Regions from separate parts of the Mus musculus genome. Here all the other regions are linked to region 3. The links are chromatin contacts, found by POLR2A ChIA-PET in ENCODE. All regions are on one chromosome and are shown on one strand. Each heading gives the region's core, a stretch centred on a gene start or an enhancer-like site at or near the end of the contact. The rest is flanking DNA. Distances are from core to core; before and after follow the strand shown.

The links. ChIA-PET counts read pairs that join two places held with the same protein, here RNA polymerase II (POLR2A).
Region 1: POLR2A ChIA-PET joins it to region 3 with 47 read pairs in Patski. The contact joins the enhancer-like site here to the promoter of 4930444M15Rik in region 3. POLR2A ChIA-PET finds 5 or more read pairs at or near these places in 2 of 5 experiments (Patski and embryonic stem cell).
Region 2: POLR2A ChIA-PET joins it to region 3 with 51 read pairs in Patski. The contact joins the enhancer-like site here to the promoter of 4930444M15Rik in region 3. POLR2A ChIA-PET finds 5 or more read pairs at or near these places in 2 of 5 experiments (Patski and embryonic stem cell).

Annotation. Positions count from the first base shown.
Region 1 is chr14:76,786,048-76,790,370 of GRCm38, reverse strand. All of the region lies in intron 1 of Gm30246 (a long non-coding RNA gene), which reads right to left. Among named protein-coding and RNA genes, the nearest start is that of Gm30246, 7.5 kb to the right of the region's middle. Within about 2 kb of position 2,536, at least 1 of the 3 ENCODE cell types and tissues checked has a DNase peak (open chromatin) inside an H3K27ac peak, as active enhancers do.
Region 2 is chr14:76,878,771-76,883,259 of GRCm38, reverse strand. No RefSeq gene overlaps it. Among named protein-coding and RNA genes, the nearest start is that of Gm30365, 43 kb to the right of the region's middle. Within about 2 kb of position 2,232, at least 1 of the 3 ENCODE cell types and tissues checked has a DNase peak (open chromatin) inside an H3K27ac peak, as active enhancers do.
Region 3 is chr14:76,518,548-76,522,675 of GRCm38, reverse strand. It overlaps 4930444M15Rik (RIKEN cDNA 4930444M15 gene), which reads left to right and starts at 1,821. Exons shown (of 4, transcript NR_045660.1): 1 at 1,821-2,114; 2 at 2,511-2,822.

The DNA.
Region 1 (4,323 bases), core at 1,287-3,786, 270 kb before region 3:
TCTCTGGTTCCCTCAGTCTTCTACCCGTGAGACTGGTCCGTGTTCTTGCAGGTAGCAGTAGTTCAGACTCGTTACTGTTCAGGAGACCCTTACAGAATGCAGAACTACAAATCATCCTTGTTCGTCTCTGTTGCTGGACAGTTGGGTCATTTTACATGAATAACTCTCAGATTGCTTGATCACTCTCAACATATTCCTACCTTAAGCCATACCAAATATGAACATGGAATTCAAGGGCTAATAAATTTCTGTGGCCTGTGAGAAGCAAAAATGACATTCCTTTTCCTGCTCTGAAAACGTGAAGATGTCATGTGATCCGGTGATATACCCCAGTGGGAAACTACTTGCCATCTGTGGCAGAAAGCTAACTCACTAGTCGGAGAGAAATGGGATGCATGGATCTCAGAGAAGAGGACGTGGGTCCATGAGATTCCCAAAAGAGCTGGTTGATTTGACCCTGTGCCATTTGCAAAGCTTGGTAACTTTTCTTGTGAAACAACAAGGTGATACTCCTGGGATTAACATAAACTCTGCAGGGGACTTCTGCAAACTTTTGGACAGGTGGCAAATGGCAGAGCTGTTTTTTTTTTCCCCAGAAAGAATTCAGACCAATCCCTTCCACTCCCTCATACTGGATTTAGGACTGTGACCCTGTCACAGCTACAGAACACATGGGCTCCTGACTCGGCTGAGTGTCTCCAATAGTCTTCCTCACACAGTCAGGCTCAGCCTCTCGGGATGCCCAACATGTGACCAGGAAGGCTGTGGGAGGAACTGAAGCCCCAAGGTCGGAGGGATTCTATTAATACCTTCTATGTTTCAAGTCCTCTGTCTCTGGAGTACTTTAAGCATCCTCTCTGACTCATGCTGGCATGCAGAGAAAAGTCACTTTGGAGATGACTGGCCTTCAAATGTTCAGTTTCCGGGACTCCATCCAGGGGGCTCGTCTGTTGTTATTATGTTCAAGAAACGAACGAGTTAATCAGAGAACACTTTTTGCCTCTTAATGTTACACACCAGCTCAGCAATAAGGCTTTCTGGGTATCACCAAACAGACAGGTGGCTTCCATTCTAGAAGCCCTTAGCCTCCTGAGCTGTCTGCTGAAGCCTGTGGGTTCCTTCTCAGAATATTGCATTCAAATGTGCCAGAGAAAATGCATAGGGTTACAAAGAAAATAAGCCCAACCACATTCGCTCTCTAGACTGTAAGCACTAAACAGGTTCATGTCATGGTAAGAACATGTGTGCTTAATCCTGCAAGAATATAGTGTTTAGATAGTCTTCTCTCTGTTGGTGGCAGCCAAGGACGCTGTTAATACTTCTGTGGCCTGCTGTGTATATCCGTAGTGGAAAATTGAAATTTTCTACTAAAAGTTAGTAAAAACTTATACTCGCCACTCTTCCCCTATTTCAATTCTCAGGACCTCAGAATGCTCTTCCCTCTTGGATACCTCAAACATGGCTCCAAGACTAGCTATTATGCACATGCATACAATTATTCCAAGAACCTGGAGTTTTATCTTCCTATATTCCATTGTAGTATGATCACCTTATGCTGCTGTTATACATTTTTGATATACATTATTAGAATTATGTTTGTAACCTTTTTCTTGGTATTTTTGTATAAGTAAAGTATGTGCATTAAAAACTGTTTTTATAAGCCAGACAGTGTTGGCACATGCCTTTAATCCCAGCACTTGGGAAGCAGAGGCAGGCGGATTTCTGAGTTCGAGGCCAGCCTGGTCTACAAAGTGAGTTCCAGGGCAGCCAAGGCTACACAGAGAAACCCTGTCTCAGAAAAAACAAACAAACAAACAAACAAAAAACAACAACAAAAACCCTGTTTTTATTTTCATTGTTTTTACATTTTATAGTTCATTGTGTGTGTGTATATATATGAATCTGTGCATAGTGTTGTCTATGAGTGTGTGTGTAGTGTCCTCTGTGTGTGCCTGCAATCCTGTGTGTGTGTGTGTGTGTGTGTGTGTGTGTGTGTGTGTGCCATAACCACATGTGGAAGCCAGACAGAAGGAGTTTGCTTCTACCATGTGGATCCTGGGGATTGAACTCATGTTGTCAGATTTGGTGGCCAGCTCCTTTTCCTGCAGAGCCAACTTGCCCCTCAATAACTCGTTATTGAATGGGAATAAAGGGATACTTCCCTTACAGGAGATGGGATGGAGTCTGAATCCGCAGAGTGACACCTGCTCATGCTGGCTCATTTAAGACACTGTTTTTATTTTTTCATCCTGTGTATGTGTGGGAGTGCACACACTCGAACCTGTGCATACTCAGAATCCAGAAGAAAGTGATCCCTGAGGCTAAAATAGGTGCTGGCAACTGACCCCAGGTCCTCTGCCAAAGCAAGAAAGGCTCTTAAGCATTGAGCCATTCCTCCAGCCCCTAAGCTGGATTGTTTTATGTTTTGTCCCTGCCTTTCTGCACCTCCTAGGCACTAGATCAAGATTGGCCTTCAGCCAGGAAACATTGGTTCTGAGATACCCTCCTTGGCCTGTAGCTGCCAGCCGAGGAAGAAGTATGTGCAGGCTGGCATGGGCCCGGCAGAGCTGGTCATACCCAGCAGTGGCCTTGTGGGTAGGCTGAGTGGGCAGGTGTGGTCTCTGAGTCATTGGGCAAGTGCCCCAAAGCTTAAGGACAGACCCCACAGCCCCCGCATTGAGCTTCCTGTTTCCTGTCACAGCGTCCAAAATTCTACCATATTCGGTTATTCATACTGAGCCTTTCACGGATCTCAGTTAATGAATAATTTTTAGTTCTGAGATGGGAGCAGCTTTAGGTGAGGGAGACAGAGATACGAGAAAATTGGGCGAGAATACAGACAGGTTTTATACTTTCACATTTCTGAAATGAATTTCTCTAGTCCTTTCAAACTACTCAGGCAGCATTGGGGAACTGCTGGTTCCCTGCTTACTGGAGCTCCAACAATAGGGTGCCATCTGGGAACCCAAGGACTAGGACTCCCTGAGTTTGATTCCTGTGCATGCCTATGTGCCTATGAGAGATTATGTGCACCACACACATGTAGGTGTGAGAGGAGGCAAGAGGAAGGTGTCAGGTCCCCTAAAACTAGAGTTATAGGGAGTTGTGGGCCACCAGGTGTGGGTGCTGGGAACTGAACCCTGTCCCCTACAAGAGCAGGAAGTTCTCTTAACTACTGTGCCATCCTTCCAAGTCCACTATTCAGTCCTCAAACACACTTTCCTACCTAGCCACACATGAGCACATGAGAGAGGCAAGAGAATTAGGACATAGCACAGAGTGCGGGACAGGGGACATGCTGCGTCTCAGCTTGATGTCACCAGGCTCTTAGTCACACTGCCTTCTCTGTCTGGGGAGGACCTAGGATCTAAGGAAAAACTTTTCTCAAGATGAAGGCTGAAAACTTCAAAGGTAACACAGGACTATATTTTCTTGATCCTGAATTAGAACGGAGACTCGGATACATGGGCGTATCTCTGTGTGAAGTCTTTTTAAAAGGAGAAATAACTAAAGCTATAGCTTTAGTTAACATGGACTAAAATCTTTATTAGTTAGCGGGCAACTCCACTGACCCTGGTCCAGGATAGCACAGCCACTCATGTCCATCCTATTGAAAGCACTTGGGGAGTTGCTGTTCCTGTCTACCTACCCCATGGACAGGAGGGTCCCCAGAATTGTCATCTTCATTACCTTTTATGGCACCCTTGGACAAATGATTTACTGTGCTGTCTTTTCTCTCTAAGGAAATATTCGGTTTCCTATCCGCTATTATTTGACATAGCTTGTCCCTTGCCAGCTCATATACTGGGATCCTGGGACTCAGTACGGTGATATTGGAGAATAATGGAACCTTTAAGAGGTGAGTCATAAGGGTGGAGATTAGATTCCTGGGGACATTGCCACCAGAAGGGATTAATGCCTCCTGAGACTCCAGATAGTTCTGGAGAGAGTGGTTGTAGTGAGTCAGACCAGCCCCTCCCTGCTGTCTGGCCCCCCATTTGCCACGTGTTCCCACCATCAGGATGCCATACACAATGGGCACCTCACCATAGCCAAGCAGAGACTGCTGCCATGCTCTTGGGACTCCAGAACTGTGAGCTAAATACACCCTTCTTCTTTACAAATGATCTGGCATCGGGTATTTGGGTATTGCAACTAAACGTAGACTAACACACTACCTAGAGATTTTATATTCCTCTTAGCCAAGGGGGAGGCCTTATATTATACCCATTTCACCCTCCACAGGTAGATTCATGGGGGGGGGGGTGGTATGTAATTATGTAGAAAATCTTAACTCACGAGTGTCCTCATCAACATAATTCT
Region 2 (4,489 bases), core at 983-3,482, 360 kb before region 3:
TAAAGCCATGTAGGGGATATGGAGTGTAACACCTGAAATAATAGGATTTTTACAGGAAATAATGTAAATGAAGCCTTTCGCCCTTAATGACCCATGATAAAATGCTCTTGTTACCCGAGCTCCAGCAGCAACTCAAGCAGGTTGCCATGGTAACGTCCAGCTGCTCCTTGGCTCTTTGCTTAATGATCAGTGTGATGTCAGGCTCTCAAGATAACCAGAGGCTCAGACAAATCTTAACAGCGGCCACAACAGTCCACTGGGGACTTCAGTTGTGTCTGACTGAGGGCTCCTGTGTCCAGGTCTAATTAAAACATACTCAGACCTAGACTGCAAGTGCCCGAGGCAGAGAATCAGGTCACCTTTCCAAGTTCCCTATTCACTTGCTTTGCTCCACATGATTGCCCAGTTGGAAAGACGCCAGAGCCTGGCAGCCACAGCACATCACTATGCCCAGTGCTTCAAACACACCTGCTAGCCAGCTCTCCCTGGCATGGGGAGATCATACCAAAGAAGGTGACCTTTGGTCCCCTCTTCCTGTGTTCCTTGCATGACTCTTTCAGCCGTGGTGAAGCCTGGAATTCTTACCATGAAGCACAAGTTGATTTAGGGAGCAAACCAGGGACGGAGGAACTAGAACATTCACTTAGAATATACTTTTCTTCTTCATTTCTTCTTTTCAGCCCCTCTTGAGATAGTTTAAAAAGCATTCACTATCTGTAGGCCATTACTAAAAACACAGAGAGTACGGTTGAGTAAGGCTTTGTCCCTCTTCTCTAGGAGCCAGATGAGATCAGGTAGACGTGTATAAGCTGGGGTTTGAGACATCTTCCTTAAAGGATACCAGCAAGGCTGTCTAGAGAAGAGAGATTAGACTTTGAGGGAATTAGTAACATGGTGGGAGGGAGAGAGGGAGAGAGGGAGAGAGGGAGAGAGGGAGAAAGAGACAATGTGATACAGTTTGGAAGCATGATCTTGTATGTTTAGAAGGCTGCAATGCAGACTAGCTGGAGTTTTCTCTAGCTATCTTGTGAGAAGACAAGAGAGGAAGGCTGGGGCCAGAGTGAATTTTTTGTTTTGTTTTGAGGGCCAATGAGAGATACCTAAGGCTCTTAAGTGGGGAAAGGAAATGGTGGTTGATATTTAAGAAAATTACTATCCTTACGGGTAAGACCATGAACAGAGACAACAGGAGATGCGGGGCCATTAGAGTCACAGAGGGAGTCTGACCATAGAGACTACCTATAGGTTTATGTCCAGCATATGCATGTACATGTGTGTACTCCTGTGTCTCTGTGTATTTCTCTGTGTGTGTCTCTGTGTATGTATATGTGTGTGTATGTGTGTTTGTGTGTATGTGTGTGCATATGTGTCTGTGTGTGTATATGTGTGTGTCTATGTACATGTGTGTCTCTCTGTGTGTATGTGTGTGTCTGTGTACATGTGTGTGTATATATATGTGTGTGTATATGTCTGTGTCTGTGTGTGTCTCTGTGTATGTATATGTGTGTATGTGTGTTTGTGTGTGTGTGTGCATATGTGTTTGTGTGTGTATATGTGTATGTCTATATACATGTGTGTCTCTATGTGTATATGTGTATGTCTGGGTATATGTGTGTGTGTGTATATGTGTGTTTGTGTGTGTATATGTGTATGTCTATATACATGTGTGTCTCTATGTGTATATGTGTATGTCTGGGTATATGTGTGTGTGTGTATATGTGTGTTTGTGTGTATTGTATATATGTGTGTGTGTATGTGTGTACATTGTGTGTGTGTTTCTTGAAAAGGAATCAATCTTCTAGTGCCAGGCCCATCCATCCATACAAGAATGGACATATGATCTCAACCCATACCATATAGTTCCCTACTCCTGGTTCTCGTGTGATAGGTCCAGATGAGCATCTATGCAGTCAGCACCATGTTTCTCTGATGAAATTCAGAGACAGTCAGATAAATCCAGATTTTTTTTTTTCAAAAATGGAAGGTTTTGCTTTTCAATTTTCGGAGGCAACCTTCCTTTCTAAGTGGAGAGGGCTGTCTGATTACTAAGCCAATGCACAGAGGAAAAGGAGAGGTAGGGAACAAAGCTTTACTAATGCTGCTTGGGCCATTGCCTTGTAAAGCACAGAACCCGCTGTTTGAAGCCATGCACCAGAAGGTTTCGCATCCCTTCTGCCTGGCAAGTATGAGTTAGCTTTTGACTTGTGCTGGGCTTCCTGACTCATAAACCAGAAATTCTGACGGAAGCCTGAGCTGAGTCAGGAGAGGATGCAGAAAAAACTACTCAGGAATCAGACAGAAAGATGCAATGGTGTGGGTGAGGAATTTCAGCTTTACTGATGCCCAGGCACCTGATTTAATACAGCAATGATTCCACTTGAGAAGATGTTGAATATGTTTGGAGAGTGTTTCAAAAAATATTCTGGGGTGGTGGTGGGGAGCTGGAGAGACGGCTCAAGGGTTAAAAGTGCTTGCTACTCTTATAGAGGACCTGGGTTCTGTTCTCAGTATCTACTACTGCATTTCCCTCCACTTGTAGAGGAGCCACCAGCATCTTCTGACCTCTGAGGACACTGTTTGCATGTGGTGCACATCAGACTAGCACCCACCCCTCCCTACCCCCAACACATTAAAAGAAAAATGGAGTGTGATATTTGAGAAAAGCCTTAGTCCATAGTCAAGGCTGATCTGGGATTCATTCATATAGAATGTACTAGCCATTCAGACAGGCTCCCAACTGTAATTCCCACTCAGCCCTTGAATGTTGGGATCACAAGCGTGTACCACCATATTCAACATACTATTTAAAAATTATTGACTTTAAGTCAGTAATGGAATATCCAGTTGGGATTCTCAAGCAACAATTAATATTTCCTATAATTCACTTCCTGAAACACATACAACATGCAGAAAGCATCTTAAGGACAGTCATGCTCTGTGTCGTCTCTGACTTATCTGATACTCTAATTCCTCTATTGAACATTTATTAAGTGCTTGATGGTACGATATGCTGTCTAGAATGAAAATATGATATGTATTCAGAGTTTGAATGTTCCTGAAGGTCTACTCCAGCTCCATCGGTTGAGCAAGAAGAGTCAATAGACTCTAGGCCAACTGGGGTTGCAGAGGTTGGACTTACCAGCTGTTTCGTAGCTTTATTTCTGTTGTTGAGATAAAATGCCCTGTTTTTTGTTTTAAACAAAAAACAAACAAACAAAACCATCAACAACTTAGAGGAGAAGAAGCTGATGTTAACTTGTAATTCTGAGGAAGTCAAAAAGGCAGGAACTTGAAGCAGCTAGTCACATCACACCCTCAGTCAAGACCAGAGGGGAATGAGTGTGTAAAAGCCTAGTAGAACTCAGCTCTCTCTGGTCTTGACTATAGACGAATGAAGTCCTTCCTAGGGAGTGGTGCTGCCCACAGAGGTCTGGGTCTTCCTACATCATTGAAATTGTAATCAAGGTAATTCTCCCACAGACAGACAGCCCACAGGCCTCCCTGATCTGATTGATCATACATTTGGGTTAAGTTGACAATTGACCATCACATTTCCCTTGGCCAAACTCTTTCTGCTTTGCTCAGTTGATTAGTAAAAATCTTTTTTCCTACAGTAGTCTCAATTTTATTTGTATCAGCTATCCTGTGGCATGTTGAATTCCCCCTATGCCCCCCTACCCCTTGCCCCACTGGCCTTAATTTGAGTTATCAGACCCTTTAAGAACATAGTCACCCTTTCTAAAACCTTTCCTGTATCCAAATAAGACATTTGTATATTTCTTTCATCTCCCTGCTTCCCAATCTAAAGATGACAATAATAGCCTTTTGCAATGTGACTCATGAATGTGGGGTTTTGTTCTTTTAAAGTACTACTTAGTGTGAAAAATCATCAATAATGTGTATGTCTTTTGTTCCCTCCTTGATCTGATAGCTCCATGTGACAGAGGTCTGTTTGCCCATCATTTATCCCCCAAATCAGTGTCTGAAATGAAGTAAGCCTCCAATAGACATTTGCTGGTGAAAGTGGCTGGGTCCTAGCCCCCGCTCTTCTCACTGGTTACTTACAAATGTGTCTATGGCTTGAATAATATAAAGTGACCAACAGAGGAAGCAATACTTCAATTAGTAAAGCCATCACTGGATATAAGGTTGGTTGCTAATTAGTTCTGGATTCATGCGAAGGTTTTCTCTTCCCATTGCTGTGACAAAATATCTAACAGAGGAACCTTAGAGAAGGAAGGTTTTATTGTAAATTATGGTCTAAAGATACCCAGGGTCAAGGGGCTGGGGATTTAAGTGGCTGGTTATGTTGTATCTGCAGCTAGGAAGCTGAGAATGATGCAGACTGGTACCCAACTGGCTTTCCCCTTTATCAACAGCCCAGCCCAGTGCTAGTGAAATGGTGCACGTCTCCATTCCAGCTGAGTCTTTCTAACTCAGTTAAACCAGAAATGCCTTCATAAGCATGCTCAGAGGTTTGTCTCACTCC
Region 3 (4,128 bases), core at 572-3,071:
AGAAACCCTGACTAAGACAACAGGACACTAAGAAAATGTAAAGTTACAACTACTGTCTCCCATCTCTGGAAAAAAGCTCCACACATGGTTTAAGGGAAACTCAGAGCAGGATAGAGGAGCCTCTGGCTTGGATGTGTTTTACACTCTGAGCTACTTTGTGTTTGAGTCTTGTGTTACCTTTCTGTTACAAGACCTGGGATAACCACCTTGAAGAGAGAAGAGCTCTCTTTATGGCTCAGGGTTTTAGAGTTTCTATTGCATGATTGATTGGCACCTGTGCTTTGTGCCTGGGTTAAAGCAATACATGACTGAAGCAGGAAGCAGAGCTAATCTGCCCACCTGATGGTTAGGAGGCCGGAGGACTAGGTTCCTACGATCTCCTTCAAGGACATAGCTTCAATGACATAAGGACCTCCCAGTAGTCCCCAAAAGATCTCACCAGTCCCCGGTAGTTCACCCTGGGGGACAAAGCCTCAGAGTTGAAACTAGAGCTGGCATTTACTGTATATGGGTTAATATGGTCTCCTTCTGAGTGAGTTTGAATGTCTGTCCTAGCTCCCCATGTAGAGGAAAGTGTGGGTGTAGTAAGATGGAAATGAGAAAGGACTTGGCGGGGTGTGTGTCCTGCCGAGAGCCTAAGATACTTGCGGGAGGACAAATGTCACTAAGCTAGGCCATAACCATGGGCCTAGGTCAGATCATGAAAATCTTGAGCCAGGAGGTAACCATACAGATGTGTGTTAAGAATCACACCTGGGGGTGATACACATAAGATCTTCAGAAAGTTTGGCCCGAGAGTTCTGTGAACAAGGTTGGAAGGGTACAAGTCCCGGATGGAATAGAAGCTTGTGGGAGACACATGGGTATCAGAACTCAGCAAAGTGAATGAAGAAAGCGTGTAGAAGGAGCAACGGTTGGCTTGGGAGTGAATGTTTGGGACATGCAGAGGGTCTCATACTCCTTAGTCCCCCTGAAAGCATATACTCAGCTCCCCCACTTCTCTAGGAAGATAAAGAGGTACGCAATGGAACTCCATCTGAGCCAGCCCAAAGAAAGGCACCATGATACATTTTCGTGAACATAGCTGGGAGGCTCTAAGAATTTCCTAACCAAGCATTTTCCAATCCTGACTCATGTGCAGTTTAATTATCCCGCACCTTCCTGGAGATTAGTTCCAGGAACCCCTGCTCTAGTAGATAGCAGAGTCCATAGCTGCTTAAGTCTCTTACATAAAATGGCTTAGTGTTTTCTTATGATTCATTACATCTTCTCACATGTGCTAAAGGGTCTCTAGACCCTATCAAGCTTCACACAGTGCAAATACTATTCTGTTGTTGTACTTCATGGTTTATGGGATCATGACCCCCCCAAAAAATTATACATGTTCACCGTGGCTGCAATGCTTTGTCCAAATACATTCTGTTGTATTGGTTGATTGGGTCTGTGGGTAAGAACGCCATAGTTATGGAGTGGGGAGTTAAATGCACAGTTTTCTGTACTATAAATCTCTTTTCATGTAGGCTTGGGATTAGCCTTTAACAGACTTGGAGATGTAGCCACAAGGGAATAACTCTTTTTAGATGACCTCCAATTCAGAGTTTCATCATGAAGCATACCATGACTTCCTAAATCCCAGGTAATCCTGTGAATTCAAGGAGGTAGTTGTTGAAGATTCTGGAACAGATGATGGGAGGAGTTAAGAAGAAAACATGGTCCCACTGTTTCAAAGTACATTCCAAACTGGGAGTGGGGGAAGAGAGACTGGCGGTCACAATCACTGCCTGTGGAATGTTTGTGAGGGTTACCATGGCTTCCCGACATTCTGAAAGTGCTTAGCCTGAGAGGCCCCACATAATCTTCACAGTTCAGCGGTCTCTGAATTGTCACCATGTAACCTTCTTGCCTGTTATCTGTTTACTCTGGGGATGACTCATGACTAGTCACTAGCCCAGTAACTTTGTAACCTTTCCCCCGGAGAATGTGTCTGGATGTCACAGATCTGTGCCACCTTCAGCTTTCTCTTTTCAGGGCTCAACTTGCTTCCAACAATATCACTAGTTTTTATGAGTGTTATGTGAAGCCGCAATTAGACAACATCTCCTCATCTGCCCTAGGTAAATTGTCAGTAATTGACCTAGAGCTCACTGTTTTTCTCATCAGTGAATTCCCACCTTGTCTTCTACCTCGCCAGAGGTTTTCCCCAGGGAGCCCTGCCTTAGTAGCCGCCATTTTGGTTTCTCTTGGGTCACCATTTACTCAATCCAACACCTAGCTGCTACTGGGTGCTGTGTCCTCTATGAAGATGCATTGTGGGGGGGGGGGGTTCCAAGGGATGTGGCAACCTCCACTGAGAGAGAGAACCTTTCTGGTAATCAGCTGTGTGACTTTGAAGAGCCACCAGCTCCCTCTGAGCCTGCGCTAAGCTCTCTGTAATGTTGACTAGGGGGGGGGGGCAACAGATCTCCAGACAGCAAGCTCTCAGATCTAGTCCTCACACCCTGCCTCTTCAGCATGCAGGATGGGGTTCTGTCTTCTGCGTGGAGCATGATGGGTGAGAGGAAGCAGAGGCTGGAGAGATGGAGGACCCACAGTTTGAAAGGAGATGAACCCCACAGGACGCTTCCACAGAGTGATGCTGGCCAGCCCACCTTGGACCACAGGAAGCTCCCTAAGAAAAAGGTTGGGTGAATTGAGCAGAGAAACAGTTGTCTCAGCAGGGAAGAGCTCTCCTTCAGTTCTCCATGATCCAGAGAATGAGGATCTGTATGAGGGGCTTTGAGAGAGAAAGAGCCCGTGAGGATGAAGGCATCTGCTATAGTTAAGTAAGCCACTGACAAATTTTAAGCCAGAAAGGATGGCCTCAAGTGGGTTTTATTTTCTTCTTTCACTGGCCATTTGGAAGCCACTGGCCTAGCAGCCATTGTGGAACTGGGTATGTACGTAGGAGACTCATGTTCCCTTCTGTTCTCATTTTATCCCCTTCCCCAATGACCCGTGCTGTGCTCTGAATATCTCTTTATGCCCCAGTATATGTATTTGTGTATGTATAGTGTGTGTGTGTTATATAGCATAATAGATGCTACTTTAGCATATTTACTCTCATAGACCCTGAGATACACATTCAGAACCCTGTTTTGTGGAAGAAACCAAGGTTAACAGAAATCTACTAACTTGTCTTTTTAAAAAAGACATCTCATTCATTATGAGAAGTTGTTCAACTCCTCTCTTCCCCAACCTATTGTAAACATGAGGGTACCCACTAGCGCAGGTGTCCGTTGTAGTCACGGAGCTTGGGACCACCCATGAACTCTCAGAACCAGTTAGGAACAGAACCCAGGCCCCCAACTCCTGGACAGAGCACCTTTGTTCTGCCCTACCTCCAGCCCTGACTGTGTAGGCTCTGGGCCTGCTGCGGATGGAACCTTCTCTGCTGGCGTACAGACATCCCTTACAACCAGAGCCCTCATTGCTCTCTCAAGTCCAACCAAGTACTTGGAAACAGGCTTTCGTGCTAGATTTCCATCTAGCCAGAGAGTCAACATTACAGAGAGCTTAGTGCAGGCTCAGAGGGAGCTGGTGGCTCTTCAAAGTCACACAGCTGATTACCAGAAAGCTCCTCTCTCAGTGGAGGTTGCCACATCCCTTGGAAACCTACCCTGTGGTGCTTAGAGTGTGGCTCCGTTCATCTAAAAGTGCAGAGAGTACATTTCATTTGGCCTGCTTCTAAAACTAAGCTATTGACTGTATTTCAATAGAAGAGGTGAGAATTTATTTTTAAAAGATTTTGAACTACAGTCTTTAGTCATCAGTTGGCTCAGTAATAAACTGAGAGAACACTATTTTATTAATTTAAAGTTGTTGTTGTTGTTTAGAGACAGGGTCTCATGCAGCCCAGCCTGGCCTCAAACTTGCTGTGTAGCTGAGAGTGGCCTGAAACTTCTCATCTTCCTACTTCCACTTCCTTCCCAAAAGCTAGATTATAGTTGTGTTTTATGTGATGCTGGAGATCAAACCCTGGGCACCGAGTATGCTAGGCAAACACTCCACCAACTGGCTATACCCCAAGCCCCAGGAGAGAGAGAACACCCTTTCTTGCTCACGGTCCCAGCTGTCCCAGGCTTCTCCCTT